2 separate regions of the Homo sapiens genome follow, and region 1 is linked to region 2. A link is an interaction called in ENCODE POLR2A ChIA-PET data of the cell type or tissue named here. Cell type or tissue: PC-9. All regions are shown on one strand. Each heading gives the region's core, and the rest is flanking DNA. Links, peaks and the distances in the headings are about the cores only.

Region 1 (7,698 bases), core at 1,254-5,253, 100 kb before region 2:
AATATAAGCATTGGCAATACATACACTCCTTGCTTTGCACAGTAGTATGGGTCTCTAAAAATGACGATGTAAGATGAAACCAGGTAATGTGATCTTAATAATCAAAGGTAAAAATAACAATTTTTCTGTGGCCTTTAAAACTTCTTATCCAAGCATTGAAAACTCTCCTACTGTGGTTCATAAATGTATAGGGAAATGAATAATTAGTAAAACTAAGCTAATGTTTTTTAGTACACTCTAATTTAAAACATTAGAAACATTGAGAAAGTGTATGATATCTTTGCAAAAGCTCGTCAAAAGTAGTTGGAGCAGTGTTTGTCTTCTGTCTAATTCTATAACTTATCATATGGAATGGGCATCTTTTCTATGTCTTGGTGAATTGAACTGTTATATTCCTTTCAAAGTTTAGATTAGCTCCCAGTATTTTGTCTATTCTACTTTCAATGTTGTGAAATTTCTCTGAGAGTTCCTTAACATTTAAAGGAATTTCAGTATGAAGTTTCACATTGGCGTCACTTCATCTGAGATGTTGTTGTCTTTTTTATTACGATCACTTTCCTCGTTTGTGTGATGGATTCACCCTCATTAAGTTCCTCTGGCTGCGTAACTACGTCTCTCCAAAGGATTCAGTGTCAGCATTCTATGGTCAGCTATTTCTCCTACAACTCCATTTACATTAAATTAGATTCCTATTGAAATGACTTTGTTTTTTATGTTTATCAGGCTTTTTCAACATAAGACTTACCTTCGCTTCATGCGGGCCTAGGTTTCTCTTGTCTTTGTTTGCTGTTGTTCAGATCTTCTACTTACATCCAGTTTCCATCCCAGCATTATCACATTTTGTTTCTTTGCTATACTTTCACTTTTATAGGCTAATCCCCTCTGTCTGTTATCCACTTTTGTAAAATATCATGTGGGTTTATCTCTGGGAAACATGGAGAAAACAACACTTTGCCATCGATGTTTGATGATTGTAAATGTGCAGTGACCAATCATTTGAAAGAAGTGCTATGACTGGTCACTGATCATCATCTCATCTGTTATTTCTGTAGTGATCTGTGGACTAAAGAGCTAGCAGCTCTTGTATAATTACTATGAAATTTGAAATGTGTTATTGGAGGACTAGTATTATTTAACTGAATTGTTGTTCTGAAATTTGTGCATATTTAAACTGCGCAAAATGAGGACTGCAGGTATAGTATAGGTTACAGTAGCTTTGTAGTTTTGAGTTCTGTAAGCTTTGATTAACAATCGTGATGTGCAAAAAGTAAAGCTATATAATGCTATTATATGGGATCTTTATGTGGTATTAATATTTTTCTTTATCCAGCAATATAATGTAATATCTTACTTAGCATATGTTATAGCTTTTGTGCTGTTTACATTATATCAAAAATTCATACTTCTAATTCTTTTCCTCCAATATAGCTGCACTGACAAAAATCATCAAGTTAATAAGAATCTCAGAAGCTATCAGTTTTCCCCCTGAGAAAAATGCTCTGGCAGATAATGCTTACATTAATGATGTTAAAGTTAGTATAGTGATAGTATCACTTACCTTTAAAACTAGAAAAAAAATTCAACACGTGCAGCACTCTTATATCATAGGAAAATGAGATCTAGAGAAGATCAGGAGTTTATTAACATCACAAATCTGTCCAAAAAATTTTAACAGTGTTTCTCAATTGTTTGACTCACTCACAATGAATCTCCTGTTGGTACTGTATTTATCAAGCAATCTTCTTATAGTTTGCAGTTTTTGAAATTTTCTCTACTTGGCATTTCTACGACATTTCAATAACTGTATAAACATGTCACAACATTAATTCTTAAAATGTCCATTCTACACAAAATGACCTGAAAAGACATTTCTTAAGAGAAGACATACAAATGGCCAACAGGTATATGAAAATGATAAACTTCACTAATTATCAGGGAAAGGCAAATTAAAACCACAATGAGATATCACCTCACACCTGTTAGGATGGCTGTTATCAAGAAAATGAGGTAAGTGTCAAGGATGTAGAGAAAAGGAACCCTTGCTCACTGCTGTTTAGAATGTAAATTGGTACAGTCATTTTAGAAAACAGCATGACAGTTCCTCAAAAAATTAAAAATAGAATACCGTATGATCAAAAAATTCCATTTCTGTATATATATCCAAATGTCATGATATCAGTATGTCAAAGAGATATCTGCACTCCTAAAGTAATGCTGCACATTGCAGCATTACTTTAAGATACATAATCAACTTTAGTGTCTATCAGTGGCTGAATGGATAAAGTAAATGTTGTTGTATATATACACTATGAAATAAGAATCAACTTTTTAAAAGAATGAAATCCTGTCATTTGCTATAACATGGAACCTGAAGTGTATTATACTAAGTAGAATGAGCTAGGCACAAAAAGAAAAACCTGCATGATCTTACCTGTAGAATTTTTAAAAGTAAACTCATGGAAACATAGAGTTAATGGTGGTTACCAGGGACTGAGGACTGGAGAGGGGATTGTGGAGATGTTGGTTAAAGGATACAAAATTTTAGTTAGACAGGAATAAGTTGTGGAGGTCTATTGTACAACATGGTGACTTAGCTAATAACAACATACTATATACTTGCAAATTGCTGAGAAAGTAGATTTTAAATGTTCTCACCACAAAAATACATATCTTGACTTAGCTGTTTCATAATGTATACATATGTCAAAACATTGTACACCACACATATCTACAAATTTTTCTTTGTTAATTTAAAAGTATTAAAATAGTCATAGTTTTCAAAGTACATTACATTTAGTTTGTCACAGATTTCTAACTACGTTGGATTTTATATCTGTAGAAATTTTACCCCTTTTGAGCAACATTCCTTATTTGGTGAATTTATTAGCAGCTCGCTGCTAGATGGCACTGGTGATTTGTCTGTATTAAATACTAAATTGCCTGAGTCCTGTGCTAGAGACTAAATTGTTTGAGTGTCTCAAACAGAGAGTGTGAGAAGCATAGAGCTAAAGTGACCACAGTGATTAAAAAAAAAAATCTGGATGTTCTGAGAAAGGGCAGTTTTCTATGTAGCCAAAAAGCCAATAATGCCAAAATTGTGGCTAACATTTATTACATTATGACACTTTTGTATGCCATTTATATTACAAATGGCACTTTGTATTTATTAACCCATTGGATCCTCACAATAATCCTGTGAAGCTGGAGCTATTATATATTTTTTACTGATGAGAAATTTGAGGCGTGAAGAGGGTAAGTAACTTCTTCCAAGTTCATAGAGTTGCTAAGTAACTGAGTTGGGATTTGAATCCGGGCAGACTGGCCCCCATGCCAAGAATACTCTTACCGATTATGTTAGCACCCTCACTGGCACATCAGTGTTATCTAGTGAGTCATGTGTGCTTACTATGTGGCAGGCACTCCCTTACCTGGATTATTTTATTGAATCCTACAAACACCCTTATATGATAAGAATTAACTTCTTCATTTTATAGTTAAAGAGACTGAGACACAGGGAGGTTAAGTGAATTGACCAGTATTACCTGTTAGTAAATGGTAGAGCCAAGACCCAAACCCAGATCAACTGATTTCAGAGCCTGCCTTTTAAACTTCTTGTTACGTTTTACTGTCTCTCAGAACATAGTAAGGCATAACGTAAGCACATATATTTCAAACATTCACATACAAGTTCCTAGCACATGTAACCACCAAGTTGCTGATCGTTTGGTTTCCCTGTTTCCATACTTATAACCTATATTTTTTACGATTTTTACCTTGCTCAATAATGGTATTCCTATTTTTATTCATAATTTCTTTTTGGTAAGGTTTAAAAATGATAGCAATGGGATTAAAGACATATTAAATATACTATTCCTTTCAAAGTAGCCTCCATTTTAGTAATTGCACTTTGGTACATTTTTGCTAGCAGAAGATATTATTCAAATATGGGTATATACAGTCTGAATTTATAATGTGGCTTTGTGATTTACTGACCGTTACTTAACTTTGATGAGTCTTACTTTCCTCATAAAAAGAGAATTGAAAATCGATCTTTTATACTACATATTGGGAACATATAGTTTGTTAGTTAATAGAAAAAGTTGGTTAAAGTAGAAAATTGTAAAACAATGCATATGTACCTTAAACATTGTGTTATGTAATAAATAATTTAAATATTCATTCATCAATCTTTAACATAGATTAAAAGCTTTCTGGAGCCCACTGATTGGACTTCTGCATCATCTTCTGGCATTAATAATACTTATAATTCATTGCCTGTAATTTTCAGGTTGCGGTGTAACAGTGAAAATTCATCTAGATTTTCAAAATGTCTCCCAGTCTTCAAAGTCGCCTTGCTGTTACCTAAGTCATACTAATGCTTTTTAGTTCTTGAGAGTCTTTCCAGATCATTCAGCTTAGTTTTCTTACAAATAAGAACTGTTCCCTTTTGCACTCCATTGTCATTTATTTATATCATTTTTACCTATGTTATAGAATTTACTATGAAAAAACTGGCAAAGACAGGCTGGGAAATACAAAAATTGTCTCTTGGTTATGAAACTCAACTGATAGGGTTAGGAATAGTTTATTAACTATTCTCTGATATGTCCAGCAAGGGCTGGACATCAGCCTTCATGTTTTACAGAATAAATGGAGCTCATTAGTTATTTTGATAGATTGGCTGTATAGAAGTAGATGAATACAGCCTCTCCTATGTATATCTCATAAGACTGTTATAATGAACAAATTAAACAATAAGCAAATGAAAAAATGAATGAGTCTAGTTGATTACACCTTCAAGCTTAATAATATAAAATTATTTTCTATAATTTGGTTAGTAAATGTGTATTTCAAATTATTTTATCATTAGAAATCTGAGATTTCTCACAATTATGGCAATGTCTTGAGTAAAATAAATTCCAAGTTAGAATTATAATTCTAATGTTTGAAGACAGGTTTGCATAAGAATTAAACAGAATGTGCAGGGAGTTTCCATGCATCTCATTTGAGCAACAAGCAAAGAAATGAGATAGAATTCTGTCCTGTTTAATGGTACTGGGACTGTCACAAGCTAAGCCTTGTTTATGTTCAGAAGCTGTGCAACTTTGTTCAGGATTTGAAATGCTCGGGATATAAGAGTACACAGGCTTGCTCTTTGTCCAGTAGCTGACCCTAAAGCTAAGGAGAAATAAAAATGACCGAATGCAGATGCTTTCCTACTCCTGTCCTGACCGTGCAGAGATTCTTATCAATAAGTGGTCACTTTGTCGAGGTAAGAAAGGGGTCTGTTATTTATGTTATATTCTTTTTTTCTTCTAAGTAGGCATTTTATTTTATTTTTTTTTAGCTTTTATTGAGTTATCTGTATTAAACTGATATCATATTAAAAGTTAAATTTTTGGAGTATGTATCTTTGTATAGAGTAAAGTAATTAGAAAAATAGTCTTTTAAAACTGGGAACCAGTGGCATCCTTTTCAAACTAGAATAATAAAAGGGAAATTATAATATTCACAAACTTGAAGCACACTGGAATTCTGCTATAAATGTTTGTTATAGAATAGAATTTGGTGCAGGGTGAATTTGATTTAAGAGGGTTTAAATTATATGAACTGTGTGAAAACATTTAGATCTAAGGCTGAAAACAATTATCAACTCAATGAAATTTTAATATGGTATTTCACAACTGTGACTTCATGACAGCTGTTACAAGTGTCAGGAATGGTAAATATGTACTATTTACTAATGCCAACACTGTACAGAAGTGCTTTATATACAATAAATCATTTATTACTCACAGCAATCCTTACCAGTAGATGCTATTTCTATCTGAGGTTTGTGGTTAAGGAAAAAGAGTGAACTGAGTAACTGGTGTGAGTTCACTCAGTGAGTAAGTACCAGAGCGTTGTCAAGAGAACCAAGTGTAGCATCCTTCGTACCATAGTCACAGTCCTACAGCAGAAATTTAAGAGAGCATCAAGAGAGATGCTTGCTTACCCGCTTTGTATTTACTTGCTCTCTGAGAAGTCTACTTCTCATTTATTTCTGGAACACAATTAGGTAAACTCTATCTATTTCAAATGTTCTCTTCAGTTGTCTAGTTTGAAGCCTTTGAGGATTAGCACCTTCCAGTTTATTCAAGGGAATTGGACAAAGAAATGAGAATGAACTATAGGATTAAAGGATAAAACTAAAGAAGGTGAGTTAGAAGAGTTTGAGTTCATGGCGCAGATTTAACATAAAATAATCGAATAATTAGTAGGCATAAAAAGGTGGATATCGACCTAACTAGTAAGCATGGAGATATGTGTATTTGTCTAAAACTCATTTCTTCATTTGGGGAAAAAAAGTATTGCTATAATTACTTTTCATGAGAAATTATCAAATTTATGTATCCAGAACACTGATTATTATTAAAATGTTTGACCAGAGTGGGAATTTTTTTTTATCATTCTGAACTCTTTCCTATTTTATTCTGTTTAATTCAAGATGGTTTCTAAATTTTAATTTTACTTTGTTTTAGAATTTATATTTCCTTTCTCTATGGGAGAAACCCCAGTTCTGTGTTTGAGTGTATAGAATAATTCCACATAGGGAGAATTGCAGTAAACATTATAACCCTGTAATCTGCCTTGTATCTGTTAGACAATTAGTGAATGCTGTTGAAGAAATGAGTGAATCCTGTAGTTTTTCAGCACCACTTTTTTGTGTGTTAAGTCTCATCCTTCTGCATATGTTTCTACATGTAAGAGATTAGTGCATAAACAATTTAACTGATCAAGATTGGTGAAGATCTTGTGCCCGCACCCATGAAAGTTTTCTATAGCTATATAGTATCTATTGTATACAGGCCACGTTAGGAATGCATATTTTATAACTTGAATAATGTGTTAGCCTCTTACCTCTTCACTATATTGGTTACCTTTCAAACATACAAGGGCTGAGTTCTTTCTCCCTTTAGATCTTAGCGTAAATGTCACTGCTTTGGGGAAGCTTTTCCAGCCCATGCCCCTAAGTTGTTTTCATTCTGTTGTTCTCTATTTGGAACCTCCTTTTTTTCTGTGACAGAGACAATTTAAGTTCTCCAAATATCCACATGTCCTCTTATATTTTGGGGCTTCTCTTTGCAATTAGATTGAGCCCATGTGACTACTGGACAATAGATTGTAAAAGGAAGAGACATTTTTGGAACCACTTCCAGACTGAGATGGTTAAAAGCTGTTGTGCCCTCCTCCTTCACTTCTGTTTCTGTTGCATTGTTCTTGGAAACTAGGTATTACAGATGGTTGTAAATTACAAAAAGTAGGGCAGTAGAATTCTTATTGGACTTGACATGAATAAGAAATAAATACCCTTTTATAAATGACTGGGATTTCAGATTTTTTTAAACCTATAAACTCACAGATCAAAGAAGCTCACCAAACTCTCAAGCTCATGAAACATGAAGAAAACTATGCCAAAGAACACCATAATCAAATTATTCAAAACCACTGATAGAAAAAAATCTTAAAAGCAATAAGGGGGTTGGGGGAGGGCATTACATACAAAGGAACAAAGAGGACAGTGACAGAATATTTATTGATAGAAACAATGCAAGCAAGAAGACAATAGAACAATATCTTTAAGTATTAAGAGGAAAAAAAACACCTGTAAACCCAAATTTCTATACCTAGTGAAAATACCTTCAAAAACAAAGGCAA
Region 2 (7,698 bases), core at 1,381-5,380:
AGAAGCATTGTGATAGAATAATAAAGATGATCACAGAGTCTTTGATTCTCCTCCCATTGAGAAGTGGAGTCTCTGTTCCTCCTCGTGATCTGAGTGGACTGTGTTACTTCTTGACCAATAGTATATGACAGAAGTGACATTATGCTGGTTTCCCAGTCCAAGCATTAAGAGGCTGGTAACTAATACTTCTTGTCTCCTGGAACACTCACTCTTGGAAGCCAGCTGCCAAGCTGTGAGAAACCAAGCCCCATGAAGAGTTCATGCATATGTGTTCCAGTTGACAGCCTTAGCTATGCTCCCAGCCAATCACAAGCATCCACTGCAACCATGTGAGTGAGTCCTTTTAGCCTGGTCATGTCTTTAGATGACTCTAGCTTCAGACACTATCTGACTCCAATTACATGAAAGATCCTAAGCCAGATGCATCCAGATGAACTCAGTCAACCCACAGAACCATAAGACATAATAATAAATTGTTGCTTTAATCTATTAAATTTGTGATTGGATTGTTCAATGTTTTTTTTTTTTAAAAAACTGGAACATTAACCATTGTTAGCTGGTACTGTTGTATTTGAAACAAAATTTGAAAATAATTGCAGGAAATAGATGGTTGCATAAGATCTCTGTATAATGTTGCATAAGACCAATAGTGAGGAGAGCTTACTATACATGACACCTTTCAGAATCATATACGGACATCGTGATTCAAAGAAACCAAGAAAAAATAAAAAGAAAGCTCAAGGTAGCACTTAGCACTGCACATTTGGAGTTGATGAGATGCCATTATGAGTATGGCACTTTACTGTTTATGACAACCCTGGGGAATATGAATTATTATTATCTTCATTCTTTCTTTCCCCCTCCCTTCCTTTCTATCTCTCTCCCTTCCTCCCTCCCTTCCTCCCTTTTTTCTTTCCCTCCTTCCGATTTCCAAGTTGCTTTCACTGTGCTCCACTCCACCACACCTCAGCAGGAGCCTGTCTCATGTCCGCAGTCTCCCCATGCCATTCATAGTATGTGACATACAAAAGGATGCTGCTCAAGCAGGTATCCCTGTGATGTCAGGTGAGCCATCTCTGAAGTGAGAGGCTAGCTCCTGCAGGATTTCATCCTCAGAAGTCCTGATGTGCTGCCTTAATCATCTTTGTTATTCTCTCGGATCAGAAATCATCAATGGCCTGTTTTTTAAGGAACAATGTATTACACATACGTGTGTGTGTGTGTGTGTGTGTGTGTATTTTTAAAGCCTACCAAAACAGATATGTACACCTTTGTTATGCTGAAGGACAAACAACTCTTTTTGTTTTCAGGTATTCCAAAGTTGATTACGTCTGATATGGTTAAAGAAGGTGCTGCTGTAATTGATGTGGGTATCAACTATGTCCACGATCCAGTGACAGGAAAGACAAAATTAGTTGGAGATGTGGACTTCGAAGGTAATAAACCAATATCTTTTGATAGGTGAAGAAGATAAAAAAATTCCACCTTACGTATTTTAAAAATAGAGAAGTTTCATTTATGGAGGAATTATTAACTTATTAATCATCACCTCTTTCTTCTGAGGGAAAAGATTTTAATCAGACTTAAATATTTACTTTCTCCCTTCCTCTCTCTTTCCCTCCCTTTCATCCTTCCTTTCTTCCTTTTCTCCCTCTCTTCTAATTGTATCATTAATATTTGGTTTAGGGATCAAATTTCTTATAGTACAGTTTTTATTGATAGAATACAGCTGGCCTTTTATAGACCTGGGCATAGTTTTGAATTTTGGGAGTTGACATCTTACTCTACGCTTAGTCAAATATGCTCTATGCTCAGCCATTCACTCTTAGAGCCAGAAGGCACCTTAGGGTGTGTCTGCCAACCCTAACTACATTTCAGATCTAGGTAGTTATCTAGATAGTTGAAGTCAGTGTTTTTCACTTGTGTTTTAGAGAGAATAAAGAAAAGGAACTAAGCTAAAGTTTTTGTGGTCGATGAAAGATACAAGGCAACAAATATGTAGTAGTAAAAAAAAAATTCTAACCCAGTCTTCTCTTTACAATAGGGGAAACTGGGCCCCAGTACTTCTAGATGCCTGACCCTCTAATCTGATTTTACTTCCGTTATCTTTGTCATATATTTACCTGCATTCAGATTTTCAGTGTGCCTAGGAGTCTTAGATGTCTATGAAGGCATGAATATAGTAAAGTTAAGTGGTGACATTTTTATGTTAGAAATATTTTTTGTATAAGAGTGATTATTCTGGCCAAAAAATACAGTGCCACATCAAGAACTTTGTTAGTTATAGGTGTGTCCTTCTTACAGAGAAACTGAAAAGAATAGGTGATGCCATTTTAAAAATAATTTAGATTTTGTTTTTTCACTTAGAACCTGGTCATCAGGTGATGGTTTACCCAAGTTCTAGCATATTGTTGAATAAAATAGAAAATGCAGATAGTTAGAAGTGTCCTAGGGTACTGGCCCTATATATGTGAGATTCTAAGATACATCAGGGACCAGATCCAAGTAAGCCATTTGAGCCTAAAAGAAAAAGAAAACTGTAAGGACACATATGTGCAACAATGCGTTCTAGAGACAAAATGGTGTAAATAAGAGCAAAGTACAGATGTACCGTACCAAAGAAAACACTGCTGCCCTCATTGGCTCTAATACACAGGGTCTCTGACATGGTTGGAACTCTATTCTAGCAAGGCTGGCTCTTGACATGAACATGTCTATCTGTACGTATATACATATGTCTGTGTGTGTGTTGTGTACATGCTGAAATCACTAGGGAATGACCTCATTTATTTATTTAATCTTCCATGTTCAATCACTTAGGCCAGATATGAGTAACTTATTTGAATTTCTCAACTTGAAAGAGTAAAGTGCATTTTATTTTAAAACCTGGCTTATTTATTTTCTTTACTGTCATTCTGTTTCTTGATAACATTATAGTTATGCATTCATTGCAAAATTACCACATTTGTGATGCACCCAGATGGCACTGACAACATGAGATAACCAGCTTGAGGCAAGAAAAGCAGGGATGTTTGCAGTTCACAGCCTTGACTGCCTGTAAGGCAAGCTTACCCAGCAGTTCAGTCCAGCACATTTTACAAGACTCTTCTCTCATAGAGTATTTTTTTGGTCTCATGTCACTTCCATGCTTTCTTCTTTTTTAAGTAAGAATGTTTTTTACTGAAAGTAAAAAGTATTCTGAAAGCAATTTTTACATGAGCATTTTTGGTGGGTGTATATGCTTAGTAGCACATATACTCACTTCATGTCACATGAAGTCTAACTTGTTAATGATTATTAAATCAAATTGTAGTTCTGTGTATCTAAGTATATATAAAAATTTTAAAAGGAGATGGAAAAGAGACAAAGATATGAGATGAACAGGGCTGGGAGACCTAGCCTGTTGCCCTATAGTTTTGCCACCTCACTAGCTGTCAGTGATATCAGTTAAATGATAGCAATTATATTAGTGGCTCCATTCAGCTCTACTGTTTGGCATATCTTGGACATCCAACAGAGCATTACCAAATGATCGTGTAAAAGCACAGAAACTTTCACCTGGAAGGTCGAGCTTTTCTAATCCTCTCATAAAAGACACCCATATGATTAGTTGTATCTAGCTTGCCAGCCTGCTGATTCATGGAGCAAGAGTACTAATGAGGACCTGGACTTGGTAAAGAAGGCTTTGCCAGTGAGGCCATGACTCAGCCACCCACAGGAGCAGGCAAGTGATAGGTTTTGACATGTTGCTCTTCAAGTTGTTCATCAGGACTTAACCTGAGGTGAAGGATGATCCCCCAACTGAGAGGGAGGAATTTTAAGATGGGTTATGCCACAAAACTCATAAGTAACATTTGGCTTCAAATTGCCACAGGGAAAGTGTGGTGGCTGCTTTGTGAGTATCGGTGAAAAGTTTCACTATAACTATAGCCAAGATAAACAAAACAGATGTAGATAAAATCAATCGTTGAAGTAAATCGTCCTTGCAGAAATCTTTGTTTCATTAGTAAAGAAAACTGGATGACCCCGTTAAAAGTAGGTAACATTGATGGGAATGATTTATCCACATAAATAAACAAAATGGCTGTGACAGAAAGGATGACAATGTCCCAGAGGATGTAAAAAACTTCACATTAAAGGAATCTGCAGTGATATTTCATGCCATTGAAAGGGCAAAGGATAAAATGTTGGAAGCTGATTCATACTTAGAAAGGAATCTGCCAGTTCACCAAGGCATAGAAAAGATGCTTGCTCCTTCTAACTGGTGTGAGATGGTATCTCATTGTGGTTTTGATTTGCATTTCTCTGATGGCCAGTGATGATGAGCATTTATTCATGTGTCTTTTGGCTGCATAAATGTCTTCTTTTGAGAAGTGTCCGTTAATATCCTTCGCCCACTTGTTGATGGGGTTGTTTGTTTTTTTTTTTCTTGTAAATTTGTTTGAGTTCTTTGTAGATTCTGGATATTAGCCCTTTATCATATAAGTAGATGCAAAAATTTTCTCCCATTCTGTACATTGCCTGTTCACTCTGATGGGAGTTTCTTTTGCTGTGCAGAAGCTCTAAAAATCAGGAAACAACAGGTGCTGGAGAGGATATGGAGAAATAGGAACACTTTTACACGGTGGGACTGTAAACTAGTTCAACCATTGTGGAAGTCAGTGTGGCGATTCCTCAGGGATCTAGAACTAGAAATACCAATTGACCCAGCCATGCCATTGCTGGGTATATACCCAAAGGACTATAAATCATGCTGCTATAAAGACACATGCACACGTATGTTTATTTCAGTACTATTCACAATAGCAAAGACTTGGAACCAACCCAAATGTCCATCAATGTTAGACTGGATTAAGAAAATGTGGCACATATACACCATTGAATACTATGCAGCCATAAAAAAGGATGACTTCATGTCCTTTGTAGGGACATGGATGAATCTGGAAACCATCATTCTCAGCAAACTATCGCAAGGACAAAAAACCAAACACTGCATGTTCTCATTCATAGGTGGGAACTGAACAATGAGAACACTTGGACACAGGAAGGGAAACATCACACACCGGGGCCTGTTGTGGGGTGAGGGGGATGGGGGAGGGATAGCATTACGAGATATACCTACTGTAAATGACGAGTTAATGGGTGCAGCACACCCACATGGCACATGTATACATATGTAACAAGACTGCACGTTGAGCACATGTACCCTAAAACTTAAAGTATAATTTAAAAAAAGACTTAAAAAAAGATGTTTGCTCCTAATCATCAGTTGTATGACCAAAAGAAGGCAAGCACCATTCAAACTATTCTTTGCAAAATGTTTACAGAGAAATAAAACACTTCAGTTCTCAATGTTTCCAAAATTTTAAATTGCATTCGTTTTTTTAAATATTAGTTTAATTTTGCTAGTAGTTAGTAGTAGTTTTACTATTAATTTTACTACTAGTAAATAGTAATATTTGTTTTACTATTATCAGTAATATTAATTTTACTACTATTTTTAATCCCCTATACATTTATAGACCACAGTAAGAGAACTTTTAATGTTTTGACAAAAAATTTTTAAAGGTCACTAAACAAATATAATTTCTCCCATTGACTACTAAAATTGCTTTGCACTGTTTCAACAGTCATCTTTGTGGTCTTACACTACTGTGAAAACTGAGCACTGCTTGTATTTTTCTCTGTGTCTAATTAAATCTCATGAAATTAGTGATCATATAGTTCAAATTCATATCCAATGCCATAATCACTTCTACATGATTATTCAGTTGTTTGGTTACAGTTTCTCACTGTTACTATTACTGTCTAGGTAGGTTGTTCACTGTGGAAGGTAATGTTTGCTAAGCACCTTGCCAACCATTATGTTCTTTTCCTCAACATACATTGAAGTTAGGCCTTTCCTGCAATGCCATGCCTCTCTGGATGTTTTGGGAAATAAATAGGACCTTAAAGTTATTACTAAATTGAAGTGCTATTTTGTTTTGTATTGATTTCCAGTTACAGAACTTGACAGTTCATCAATATGTCCAGCTTCTGACAAATGCTTAACATTCCTCTTCTATTACTTGAACATACTTCCTCCCTCCTAACTTATGTCATTAAAAGAAGAAACAGTATTTAAAACCATCTGTGATAACATTATTTTGCATGTCTAAGAATTATTTTTCATTACTAATAATCATGCAGCAAATAATTATTCATTTATAAGTTTATGTTTGCTATATAGATTATTACTTTTTTACACTTAGGTATACCTACTTTCACAGGCAATTTTTTTAAACCATTTTCTATTGTAGCTTAGAAAGAAACTTCATACATTTCTGACAAAGAAGGCTTTATTCTCAAAAGATAGAAATGAGATTATGTGCCATGAGTAGTAAATAGCTTCTTGTAAATAACACATTGGAAAACAGTATGTAGTCCTAGACTCAAAAACTCTTAATTATACCGTTCTTAATTCATCAAATGGATTTGATCAGCTAAACAGTCTAATTAATGACTTCCATGCTGTTAATTCAATTAACCATGCTCTTATGGGTGAATTCTTGGGCCTCATTTACTTCTCATAGCTAACGCAAAGACATTTCTCTACCCTTTTGAAGCTTTAGTAGCTTTGCTTCAATTTTATGATGCTTCCTGCAGGGATTGAGGTGGAATAAGAACTGGAGTGTCTATTCCCTGTTGCCTGCCATCTCTCCTCCCTGTATTCCAACTCTGACAATGCCTTTCCACTTATTGGTTTATACTAAAACAAGGAATGAAACAGACAGGAAAGAATTGGTGTTGTAAAGAAATGAAAGAGACAGGAAAGAGAAATGATGTGTAGGCATTTTTGTTAAAGTAAAAATAAATGAGGTTAATGTTTAAGAGTGACTTTCCTCTCTCTACTGTCTTAACATAATTGGATAGTAAAATTTAAAGTGGTAAGTCTTTGTAAAGGTGATAAGTCTAATGTAAAGGTACATTATATTGTTGATGAAACTGGTTTAAATTACAAAAAATAAAGAAGTCACACTTTATGGAAAAGAATGTCTACTCCTCTAGCGCAACTGACATTATCATTGTATTTTGTACTAGAGTTGCTTCCAGATATTTTATGTATGCATCAACTATATAGTTTGAGGAATATATGTGACTTATGCACTTAAACTTGTTTTACTGATTTGCCATGCTGAAATTCTGGTTTGTGGTTATGTTCAGTGCATGTATCATTATTTGGTTCATCCTTTTTCTATTGTGAAACTCTTAGGTTGTTTCCATTTTTTCCTTTTAAGTATTATACTTGAGTATAGGTGAAGGACTATAACAAAGGGGAACCAAAATGCAATGACTCAAGATAATTTGGCTAGCCAGGCATGGTGGCTCACACCTGTAATCCCAGCATGTTGGGAGACCGAGGAGTGTGGATCACTTGAGGTCAGGAGTTCAGGACCAGTCTGGCCAATGTGGTGAAACCCCGTCTCTACTAAAAATACAAAAATTCGCTAGGTGTGGTGGTGCACTCCTGTAATCCCAGCTACTCAGGAGGCTGATGAAGGAGAATTGCTTGAACCTGGGAGGCAGAGGTTGCAGTGAGCCGAGATCGTGCCACTGCACTCTAGCCTAGGCGACACAGTGAGACTCTGTCTCAAAAAATAAGATAATTTGGCTCTTTCCCATAAAAGTCTGGAATTAGGGAGACAGTCAATGGAGTTA

Evidence for each region. ChIA-PET counts read pairs that join two places held together with the same protein. Peaks named below come from ENCODE experiments on the same cell type or tissue, not always from the same donor. Only the 100,000 strongest peaks of a DNase experiment are listed, where the experiment ranks them.
Region 1: POLR2A ChIA-PET joins it to region 2 with 5 read pairs; 2 of 35 experiments call an interaction of 5 or more read pairs at or near these places.

The regions. Positions count from the first base shown.
Region 1 is chr4:74,175,595-74,183,292 of GRCh38, forward strand. All of the region lies in intron 3 of MTHFD2L (methylenetetrahydrofolate dehydrogenase (NADP+ dependent) 2 like), which reads left to right. Among named protein-coding and RNA genes, the nearest start is that of MTHFD2L, 21 kb to the left of the region's middle. In PC-9, for the core only: no CTCF peak of the experiment used is centred there; no DNase peak of the experiment used is centred there.
Region 2 is chr4:74,280,115-74,287,812 of GRCh38, forward strand. MTHFD2L (methylenetetrahydrofolate dehydrogenase (NADP+ dependent) 2 like) reads left to right here. Exons shown (of 8, transcript NM_001144978.3): 7 at 1,311-1,436. All of the region lies in intron 2 of LOC105377276 (a long non-coding RNA gene), which reads right to left. Among named protein-coding and RNA genes, the nearest start is that of EPGN, 25 kb to the right of the region's middle. In PC-9, for the core only: no CTCF peak of the experiment used is centred there; DNase peaks (open chromatin) are centred at 3,767 and 4,187; H3K4me3 peaks cover 1,011 bases; H3K27ac peaks cover 2,134 bases.